2 separate regions of the Homo sapiens genome follow, and region 2 is linked to region 1. Evidence: chromatin loops called from intact Hi-C (ENCODE). Cell type or tissue: IMR-90. All regions are shown on one strand. Each heading gives the region's core, and the rest is flanking DNA. Links, peaks and the distances in the headings are about the cores only. Region 1 overlaps ARID2 (AT-rich interaction domain 2). Region 2 overlaps ARID2 (AT-rich interaction domain 2).

What was found. A loop is a pair of places that touch in the nucleus more often than their neighbours do. Peaks named below come from ENCODE experiments on the same cell type or tissue, not always from the same donor. Only the 100,000 strongest peaks of a DNase experiment are listed, where the experiment ranks them.
Region 2: a loop joins it to region 1, with 2.2 times the contacts of the local background. A loop is called at or near these places in 8 of 110 quality-filtered maps.

Annotation. Positions count from the first base shown.
Region 1 is chr12:45,760,384-45,765,771 of GRCh38, forward strand. The region is part of intron 3 of ARID2 (AT-rich interaction domain 2); the gene reads left to right. Among named protein-coding and RNA genes, the nearest start is that of ARID2, 33 kb to the left of the region's middle. In IMR-90, for the core only: a CTCF peak has its summit at 2,315 (motif pointing right); a DNase peak (open chromatin) is centred at 2,318.
Region 2 is chr12:45,907,411-45,912,798 of GRCh38, forward strand. It overlaps ARID2 (AT-rich interaction domain 2), which reads left to right. Exons shown (of 21, transcript NM_152641.4): 21 at 1-627. Among named protein-coding and RNA genes, the nearest start is that of SCAF11, 80 kb to the right of the region's middle. In IMR-90, for the core only: no CTCF peak of the experiment used is centred there; a DNase peak (open chromatin) is centred at 2,091; H3K27ac peaks cover 160 bases.

The DNA of each region.
Region 1 (5,388 bases), core at 57-5,056:
GAGGTTTTTAAATTTTTTTTGTCATTTTCTGAAGGCTTGTTAACAACGTCTAATTAGAATTGTTAATCTCTTTTGCACACAGATTTTTAGTTGTTTTTTCTGCGTGTGTGTTTTTTTGGTGTTTTTGTGTTTCTTTTGTGTTTTTTGTGTTTTTTTGTGTTTTTGCACACAGATTTTTAGTTGTTGCTTATGTACATTGAGACTGTATATATGTGTATCTATACATAAGTTGTTGCTTATGTATGTTGAGGCTGTATATATGTGTATCTGTGTATATTCACATTTGCTTTTTTACCGGTATATGTTTCCATTTGTCTTTTATTGCCCTTGCCTTTGAATTTAAATTCTTTTGATACTATGGTGGGTTTATTTTGGTTCATATTTTTTAGGTACCTTTTTGTTTCTTTATTTTTTTCAGCTTTGCTGGATCCTGGTTTTATTTATTTATTTTGGATTTTTAACTTAATTTTTAAATTTAATTTTTATTTAGTTTTTAGCGATAGGGTCTGGCTCTGTTGCCTGGGCTGGAGTGCAGTGGTGCGATCATAGCTCACTGGAGCCCGAATCTCCTGGATTTAAGCAGTCCTTCCATGTTGGCCCCACAAAGCACTGGGATTACAGATGTGAGCCATTGTTCCTGGCCTGGATTGTTGTTTTACACTTAAACTGAGAATATGTCTTCTGAGTTTAACCTATTAGAATTTAATGTGATTATTTCTATGTTAGAACTTAGCTCTGCCATTTTATATCATATCCCTTCAGTGTCCAAGTTGAATCTTTCTCTTCTCCCTTCCTTGCCCAACAAATTCCAAGAAGTTTAGCATACTCTCCACACTGCACCCCTACTTTCTTGAAATAGGGTGATGTGATGTTTTAATTATTTATTCTTATGAATACACTTGTTTTAAGATAACAATACATCTTCTAAAATTTTTTCCTTCCCATATTTTGTTGTTTTCTTCTGGATATATTTCTTTTTTGACTAGATTACATTTTTCAAATGTTCTTTGAAAGAAGGTCTTTTTTTTGTGGTAAACATTGAGGCATTGTCTGCCTATAATATGTTTACCATTCACAATTAAGTGATAATTTACCTTGATTTAAAATTCTAAGCATGGATTTGTTTTTCTACCTCAATATTTTGAGGATAGGGTAATGTTTTATTGTCCTCTTCCTGTCCTGGTGGTGTTCTGAAATCTGGTATCAGTTTGACCCTGCTCTTTTTTAGGTGATGTTGCCCCTGCTCCTCTTGCTAGAAGCTTTTAAAATTTTGTCTTTGAAAGGCTTACATTTTACTCCAGTACATTTAGGTATGGACTTTTTTTTTTCCTTATCTTTTCTCCTTAGCACTTTAAGCCATTTCAATCTGAGATTTCATATTGTGAATTCTGCAAAATTCTGTCATTTTTTCAAATTCTTCTTCGTTTATTTTCTTTGCTTATAGAATTCCTTTTGGGTAGATATTTACACTAATACTACTTTCCCCACCATATTTTAACTAGCGCTTTATTCATCTTTTTGTCGCTTTCTGAGACCCTTTGGAACATTTCCTAGATTAATTCTTAAATCAACTCTGTTCATTTTCTTATTCAAACCATTTTAAAATTCTTCATTGCAATAATTATATATATTTTTACAGCCAATATTTTCTTTCTCTTAACTGCTTATTCCTGCTTTGTATTTCTGATATTTTTTCATGTCTGCCTGAGGCTATTTATTATGACTGTTTAAAGTTTTTTTTGATTAGTTCTGATTTTTCTTGAATGAGGTTATTTCTTGTCAGTATGTGTTTCCCTTTCCCATATTAATGCTTCTTAAATATCTCTTTAATTTTTCCCATTTGCTAAATCTTCTATAATCATAAAATGCTGGTATATTTAGAGAGTGAGAGATGGACATACACCGAGCTCAGCCATACTTGGTGTTTTTCTCACATGTGGCTCTCTCCTGTTTCTTAGGGACACTTGTCCGTAGGCACTGCTTACATAAGTAGGGCACCTCCCTCTCTGCTATCTTGTTTTAGTCTGGTATCTCACTGTCACTGCTGATTAGGTTCTACACTAAAGTAGTGATAGCATAGGCAATAATCTGCATAAGAAAATTCAGCCTAGTAAAAAGTATACCCAAGTAGAATTTTTAACCCTAGTTTATACTTCCCATCAGTGAGTAGACTCTGGCTTTCATGTGCTCTGTGCATCCCTAAAGATGCCCTACCATTATCAATGTCTTCAAGTGTTGTTGAACTGGTTTTTGAGATCCAGCAATGTTTATATTACCTCAGCGTCATCTGTAGAGTGGGATTCATAGGAATAAGCCAGCATACCAGCAGATGGTGCTAGTCTCTTAACTTTTCAGAAACCAAAACCTATATCTTACTTCTAAAGGTAATAGCTATAAATGATTAAATTTCTTTGGAATTCTCAGAACATCTTAGGGTATTAAAGTGGTTTTATGAAGAGATAAGAGAACAAGTTTATCTTTAACAATTTCTGTCTCTTTCCTCATGCATCAAATTGTGCTATTCTGGTTACAGTATATTTAAAAAACCTTTTGTGATAGAAATATAACTGACTTTTAAAGTATTGTGATCTATAACAGCTACTATTTATTGGGTGCTTATTGTGTCTTGGATACTGTGCTAAGTGTTTTATGTATGTAATGTTGGGATAAGACCAGGATTATTTCTCCAATGAGAAGTTTTAACTTAATAGGTTTATAAGAATTGTGTATTACTATTCTTCAAAACAAAAATTATGTTCAATATAGTTTAGTAATAGTAAATTCCATTAAAGTCATAAAATGTGAGGCAAGGTGCGGTGGCTCACGCCTGTAATCCCAGCACTTTGGGAGGCCAAGGCGGGTGGATCATGAGGTCAGGAGTTTGAGGCCAGCCTGGCCAACATAGTGAAACCCCGTCTCTACTAAAAATACAAAAAATTAGCCGGGCGTGGAGGCAGGCACCTGTAATCCCAGCTACCGGGGAGGTGGAGGCAGGAGAATCACTTGAACCCAGGAGGCGGAGGTTGCAGTGAGCCAAGACCGCTCCATTCCATTCCAGCCCAGGTGACAATGTGAGACTCAGACTCAAAAAAAAAAAAGGTCATAAAATGTTTTGCCTGTGGAAGAGGGAAATAATTGGAGGAGATTGTTACTGTTGTTATTGTTTTCAGACACAAAGTCTCTGTCACCCAGGCTGCAGCCTTGAACTCTGCTCAAGGGATCATCCCACCTCAGCCTCCTGAATAGCTGGGACTACAAAAAAAAAAAAATTTTTTTTAAAATTTTTTTGTAGACACAGGGCTTTTCTGTGTTGCTCAGACTAGTTTTCAGCTCCTGGCCTCAAGCGATGCCGCCACCTTGGCCTCCCAAAATGTTGGGATTACAGGTGTGAGCCACTGTGCCTGGCTGATTGTTATTGTTGAGGGAACTGAGACCTAGAGAATTTGCAATTTTTATATCGTTAATGGTTTTTGTTTGTTTTTTGGTTTCAGTGTTATGTTTGGGATGATTATACAGAGCCATTTAATTTTTAGAGTATTTAATATTTATAGAAAATTGCAAATAGAAAGGATCACTGAAAAGCTGTTTATTCATTGTGTGCTTGTATGTTTTATATTCAGATGTAAAAACAGAAAATAAATGAGAAATAATTCCTGCTTCCTTAAGCAGTTTATGTGATCACCATTTCTCAACTAGTTTTTTTTTAATATTAGACTTATCTATGGACGTAACTACTTTTTCATTTAAGACTAGTACACTTAACTATTAAAATTATTTTAGTAATTAACCTTTATTTTTTATTACATAAAAAAGGCAAATTTTCTACCCTTATCTTTTGCTTCCTGATTATAGTTATACTTGGTGGTGGAACTCGAAACAGTGATTGTGTGAAAGAACACAGATTAGAAAATTGCTAACTCTATGTTGTTGGAGTTGTTTTTTTTGCTTGACATTACTTAAGTAGTGAAATCATTCCCCCCTTTTTATTAAATATAATTTACACACAGTAAAATTCACCCATTTTAGTACTGCCTTGCAAGTTTTGACACATGCAAACAGTTGTGTAAGAACCACCAAAATGAAGATGTAGAACAGTTGTGTTACCCCTCACATTCTTCTGTCCCTTGTAGTCAGTCCAGCTCTCCATCTTCAGTCTCTGGCAACCGCTAATCTGTTTTATACCCTTACAAATGTGCTTTTTCAAGAATGTGATATAAATGAAATAATACTGTATGAAGCCTTTTAAGCCTGGCTTCTTTTTCTTAGTACAGTACATCTGAGATTTATACATAGTGCCTCTATCAGAATTCATTCTTTTGTGTTGTTAAGTAGTGTTCTGTTGTGTGGATATACTGAAGATTCTTTATTCTTTTTTAGTTGATGAATAATTTGGTTGCTTCCAGTCTTTGGTGATTAAAAACACTATAAACATTCGCATATAAGTTTTTCAGAAATTTTCACTTAATTTGAGTAAATACCAAGGAGTAAAATTGCTGGGTTATACCTTAAATATTTATTTGATCTCATAAGAAACTGCTAAACTGTTTTTGAGAATGGCTGAACTATTTTGTGTTTCCATTAGCAATATGTGAGTTCCAGTTGTCCCTCAACCTTGCTAGCATTTGATATTGTTAATTTTTAAATTAATTTTAGCCATTCTAAAAGATGTGTAATAATATCTCATTGTTCTTTTAATTTACATTTCCCTAAATGACTAATGAATGTGAACATTTTTAATATATGTTTTTTTCCACTGTATATATTCTTTGGTGAAGTAACTAAGTATTTGATCTCATGCCCATTTCTTTATTGGGTTGTTTTCTTTTTCTTTTCTTTTTTTTTGAGACAAGGTCTCTCTCTGTCACACAGGCTGGAGTGCAGTGGCACAATCTTGGCTCATTGCAGCCTCGACTCCTGTGCTCAAGTGATCCTCCCATGATAGCCTCTCAAGTAGCTGGGACTGCAGGCACACGCCACCAATCCTGGCTAATTAAAAAGTAAACTATTTGTAGAGATGGTGTCTCATCATGTTGCTCAGGCTGGTCTTGAATTCCTGGGCTCAAGTGATCCTCCTGCCTTAGCCTCCTAAAGTGTTGGAATTAGAGGTTTGAACTACTGAACCTGGCCTCGGTTTTTTTTTTTTTTTAATTGAATTTTGTGAGTTCTTCAAAATATTCTGGGTAGAAGTCCTTCATCAAGTATGTGATTCGCAGATATTTTCACATAAACTGTGATTTGTCTTTTTATTCTCTCTTCAGTAAGCATTATTGAGATATATAATTGATGTACAGTAAACTGAAAATGTTCTTTGTACAGTTTAGCTTTTTGAATTGTATAAAGTATACAATTTGGTAGGTTTCGACATGTGTATCCTGTGAAACTATTAAC
Region 2 (5,388 bases), core at 1-5,000, 150 kb after region 1:
TCCACCTCATTGAATTGCATGCTGTAGTTCTAGCTTTTCTGCTATAATATGTAAATATGACTGTAGCCTTTTAAGCTTCAGTCTCAGCAGAGAATTTCCTAAATGCGTTTGACCTAATGAAACTGATCATGGCTTCCCACTTAGGTTTTTCTTCTTATAGCTTTATAGAACTATATAATAATATGGACTTGCTGTGTAATGGAATTAAAGTGCTTTTGCACAATAAGTTCTGCAAAACCCTCTCATTCATGAAAAGGTGCTCCTTGCTAGACAGAAACTTGCTGATTTACAGTATTGTTATTTTTGTCTAAAGTTCTGTAAATACATGCTTTAATGTTATCTTTGAGAAATCTATGTAAATAATATAGTCTACAACATAGAGACTGTATAATTCTGTGTTATATATGTGCCTAGTGCTCTGTTGGCACTCAATAAATTTTAAGTAACAAAATTGATAATCATATAGCGAAGGCATATTTTTCTTCCAAGCTCAAGTCAGGATTGTGACTATATATTAATGAGACTCAGTAATCCAACCCACACCTGAGAACTCGTCTCATTACTTTATAGTCATGTCATGTATGTTTTTTTAACCATGAAATGACAATAAAATGATTTTTAAAATGAGAATGTTTTGGATAAGTGACTTCTGTCCTGATCTTAACCACTGCTGTTAAATACCAAACAGAGGAAACATGATGCAAAGCAGAAGCTGCTAAAGAGCAGAAGTGGAGCTATGGGGTTAACCACGTGGGACACCTGGCACTGTCACTGTTACCAAATAGTAAGTTAAATGAGAACAAAATCCAGTATCTATTAGGAAATTTTAGCCGATCACTTTCATACTGCTTGACTCTTCTCAGACTCATACAGCAGTCAGTCATACGACAACTACACTAGCCTTCTCCAGAGGCAACAAAACAAATGAAGACAGTACCACTGTCTAATTACATTACTACACTGGTATTTGTAACTCTTTCATTTCAATTATATAGCCTCATTTCCTATTGGTAAAAATTAAGTCCAGGATTGCCTTGTGTGTGGATAAGAAACACTAAGACACACTGGCATATACTTAAGTAGATCCATTTACTTTGATTAATAAGACTACATTTAAATATTAAAAGAAAAGGCTATTATTAAGTCAAGTCCTGGCTCCTGTGGATTTTAGTCTGAGATACAACCCACATTGTATACATTTATTTAAAACATAAACTGCCTTTAGAAAGTAACTTAATCAAAAAGTTAAATTATATGAAAAGCCTCATTCCCATCTGCTTCACCACCCGTGTCCCCCAACCAGATAACCACTGTTCACATTTCTTGAGTACATCTCTGGTGTTGATTACATACAAGTGAATTCAATATTTTCTCTTTTTTACACAAAAATATGTCATACCATAAATAATATGCCGTACTTTCTTGAAATTTTAATATTTTAAGTTTATTCCATATTGGTACATAGCTTTCTCATCCTTCTTACAGCTATACAATATAGTTTTCCATTGTATGGGTATACTATATTTAACTAGACCCCATATCGATGGACATTTAAATTGTTTCCAAAATTTAAGGTGCTGTTTTAAACTAGTCACTAATACTTTGCTGAACACTACTCTGTCAGGCACTGTGCTAAGCATTTTACATGTATTGTTTCAGCCTTCACAACAGCCCAATGTAATAGCTAATATTTCACAAGTGGGGAAAAGAGGGTTAAGATGAGTAAGTACCTTGACCAGGTTCTTAACAGCAAGTAAGTGGTTAAACTATCCAGCTCCTCTGAAGCCTAGTTATGAAGAGTAATTGGGAGAATTCTTTCCTCAGAGAGTCAGACTCAAGGCCAGGAGTCTGCTAGTATAAACACTATGTACCCCTAATTTTGGTGTGGATCTTTTCGTTTGTATTTGCCTCATTGTTCCTAGTATTTTCTTTCTTTGCATTTTGTCTTTTTAAGATTTTCCATAATTCTTCAGATTTCCCAAGTATTTCATTCATTAACTTGGCACCACTTTATACAGCCAGAAAAATTTTCTGGAAATACCCTTGACAAAGGGCCATTTCTAAGACAAATATTTATAGTAAGTTGAAACCACAGTTTCTAATCAACTATCCGTCTGGTGCCTAGTTCAAACAACCATCTGCTGACTCCTTTGGAAAGAGTCATACTCCTTAACAATAGTATGATGTTAATAGGATTTTCCCCAGCGTACACCTTTAAATCACCTTCAATGCACAATACTGTTGGAGTACCTATGCTGCTGCTTTGGAAGGCGGAGACATCCTGCTCTGAAGGTAGCCCAAACTTACAAATAATACCCAATACGATAAAAGATAAAAACATGTGCCATAAGGAAATTATAAACAGTTTGGGGAGTTTAATCATGTAGCAGGCTTCATTTGATGCTGAGTTGGAAAGGGAAAGTAGGAAAGGCTTTGTGGAGAAGGCAAAATGTCTTTTTCTTTTTAAGTACTTTGTATTATTTTTTATCTTTTATTTCTTTATTTTTAAGACAGGGTCTGGCTCTGTCACCCATACTGAAGTGCAGTGGTGTAATCTCGGCTCACTGCAACCTCCGCCTCCCAGGCTCAAGCGGTCCTCCCACTTCAGCCTCCTGAGTTAGCTGGGATTACAGGTGCGAGCCACCATGCCTGGCTAATTTTTGTGTTTATTTATTTTTTTGTAGAGATAGTATTTTGCCATGTCGCCCATACTGGTCTTGAACTCCTGACCTCAAGCAATCCACCCACCTCGGTCTTCCAAGGTGCTGGGATTAGAGGTGTGAGCCACCGCGCCCGACCCCTGAGAAGGGAAAATGTCTTTTTAATGAGAGATTCTAAGGGCTAGTAGAAATTTGACAGACCTCAGCCAGGCATGGTGGTTCGCACCTATAATTCCAGCACATTGGGACGCTGAGGCAGGAAGATTGCTCAAGCTCAGGAATTTGAGACCAACTTGGTTAACATGGTGCAGACTTTGTCTCTACAAAAAATAAGAAAATTAGCTGGGTGTGGTGGTGCACACCTGTGGTTCCAACTACTGGAGAGGATGAAGCATGTGGATATTTGAGCCCAGGAGGTTGAAGCTACAGTGAACTGTGTTTGTGCCACTCCACTCCAGCCTGGGCAACAGAGTGAGACCTTGTCTCAAAATAATAATAAAATAGAAATGGACAGACCTAATGGTAGTAAGAGAGTTTGAGTTTGGAGAGGTCTTGTTGAGGATGAGAGGAGGTTATAGATTGACAAGTGCAGGGGTTAACTAGTAAGAGGTCAAAGCTATAAACATTCTCCACACACAAAATGCACAAAAATGAAACTCGACAATATCAGGGAGGAGCAGAGTGAGATGATAGAAATGTCTTGGCCACCTAGTAAACAGAACTAACAGGGCCCCACAAAGTGTAGTTTTGAAATCAAATGTAGTAAGTAAGTTTAACCAACACATTTGGTTGAGAGGGGCTTCGGAATCTCTGGACTATACATTATGACTTCCCTAAACTGGAGAAAACGTTTAGCCTTTGCTTTTGAGAAGATGTATTGATTTGAATTATCAAATATGATGCTCTATTTATAGCTAAACTGTGAAAGACAAAACTAGACTGGCTTTCAGGTTGACCTTTTAAACGAAATCACTTTTGCAAGGCAGCTGCCTGGGACAGGCACTTTTCTAAATTGTACAACCATTGAAAATGAGTTTGTTTTTCATCTTTAGGTAGAAAATGGCATGGTTAAAGTAACTTAGAAAAAGAAAGGACCTGAAAGTTGGTGCAATCTAATACAGAAAGCATTGTTTTTGACTGACTGATTGGCTATAGAGACAAGGCCTCACTATGTTGCCTAGGCTGGTCTCAACTCCTGGGCTCAAGCAATCCTACTGCCTTGGCATCCCAAAGTGCTGGGATTTACAGGCGTGAGCCACCATGCCTGGCTGAGCACTATTTGAAATGAACACACAACTTCAATCTTGTGCAGAGTAGGCCCTTGAATGTTTGTTGCTTTTTACTTATTTCTGGTTCCTAACAGATGTATGTCTTATGTGATGCAAAATTATTCTTTGAATGGAGATTTTTTTTCCCCCTTCAAGTTCATGGATTTTCTTTTTGCCTTTGGGACTGGATTGAGAGAATGGGAAAAATGTAGATTTGACTATCAAATCTAAAACAATGGCCTTGGGTTAATTGCTAGCCCCTTGGTACTTTCTTTAAAAACTTTTAAATTATGAAATATAACACATATAACAAAGTGAGTAAAATGTAGAGTAGAGCTTTATTTTTATGTTTTTAGAGATAGGGTCTTGCTATGTTGCTCAGGCTGGTCTTGAACTCCTGGCCTGAAGCAATCCTCCTGCCTCAACCTCCCGAGTAGCTGGGATTACAGGCATGACTCACAGTGCCTGGCTTATTGTTTTACAGCAAACCCTATGTAGCCGTTGCCCAGATCAAGAAAAGACCTTGATAGTCCCCCCAGAAGCCTCTCATGTCCCATCTCAATCAAAGCCCCTAAACCCCCATCAGTAACCACTATCTGAATTTTCAAGGCAACTGCTTCTATTCTTTATGTTTTTTTTTTTACCTTTACTACGTAAGTATGGATCTCTAAACACTATAATTTAGTTTTGTCAATTTTTGAACTATTACAGAAATACAGTATTGGATTATATTTTGTGTCTATCTTTCACTCAGCTTGGTTGTGAGATTCACCTATATTGTTGGATGTAGCAATGGTTCCCTTATTTTTATTGCTGAATATTCCCAATACTGATGGCATTTAGATTGTTTCTAATTTGGGGCAACTACATATGATGCTATAAACATTCTACTCGTCTCTTGATGCACTGGGGCATGTGTTTCTGTTGGACATTAACTTAGGAGCGGAATTTCCCTTATTATCTAGTAAGATAATTCCACAGAGCAGTCTGGAAGTGTGCAAATGGCAAGTACAAATACAATCCAAATTAGGTTCTGAGGGCGAATGGGACTAACCAGAGGTGCCTCAAAGGAAGTCAGATTGAGAGCCATAGGCAAGAGGATGGCTAAGCAGCTGTGCAGTCCTCACCTTCAGCCTGAGCAGACTCATTCCTTTGTAATTAGATTTTGTTTGGAGTTCTGCTGTAAAGTTTGTTGGCAATATGGCATACAGGAATTACGTGGCTCATCACAAGTATATAATTAATATTAGTTGAATTAGATGATTAATTTAGAAGTCAGCAGGATGATCTGAAAGACTAAATAGGGTGACCACTTAGTTTATTATATTTATAATATTTGACTGATTATGAGGACTTCACACACTTTGGAGCAGGATAATGGAAACAGAAATATACAGATGTTATTTCTAGTGCCCAAACTGCTAGATAGGTTGGAGGAAGGGTCAGTGTTAGGACATGGA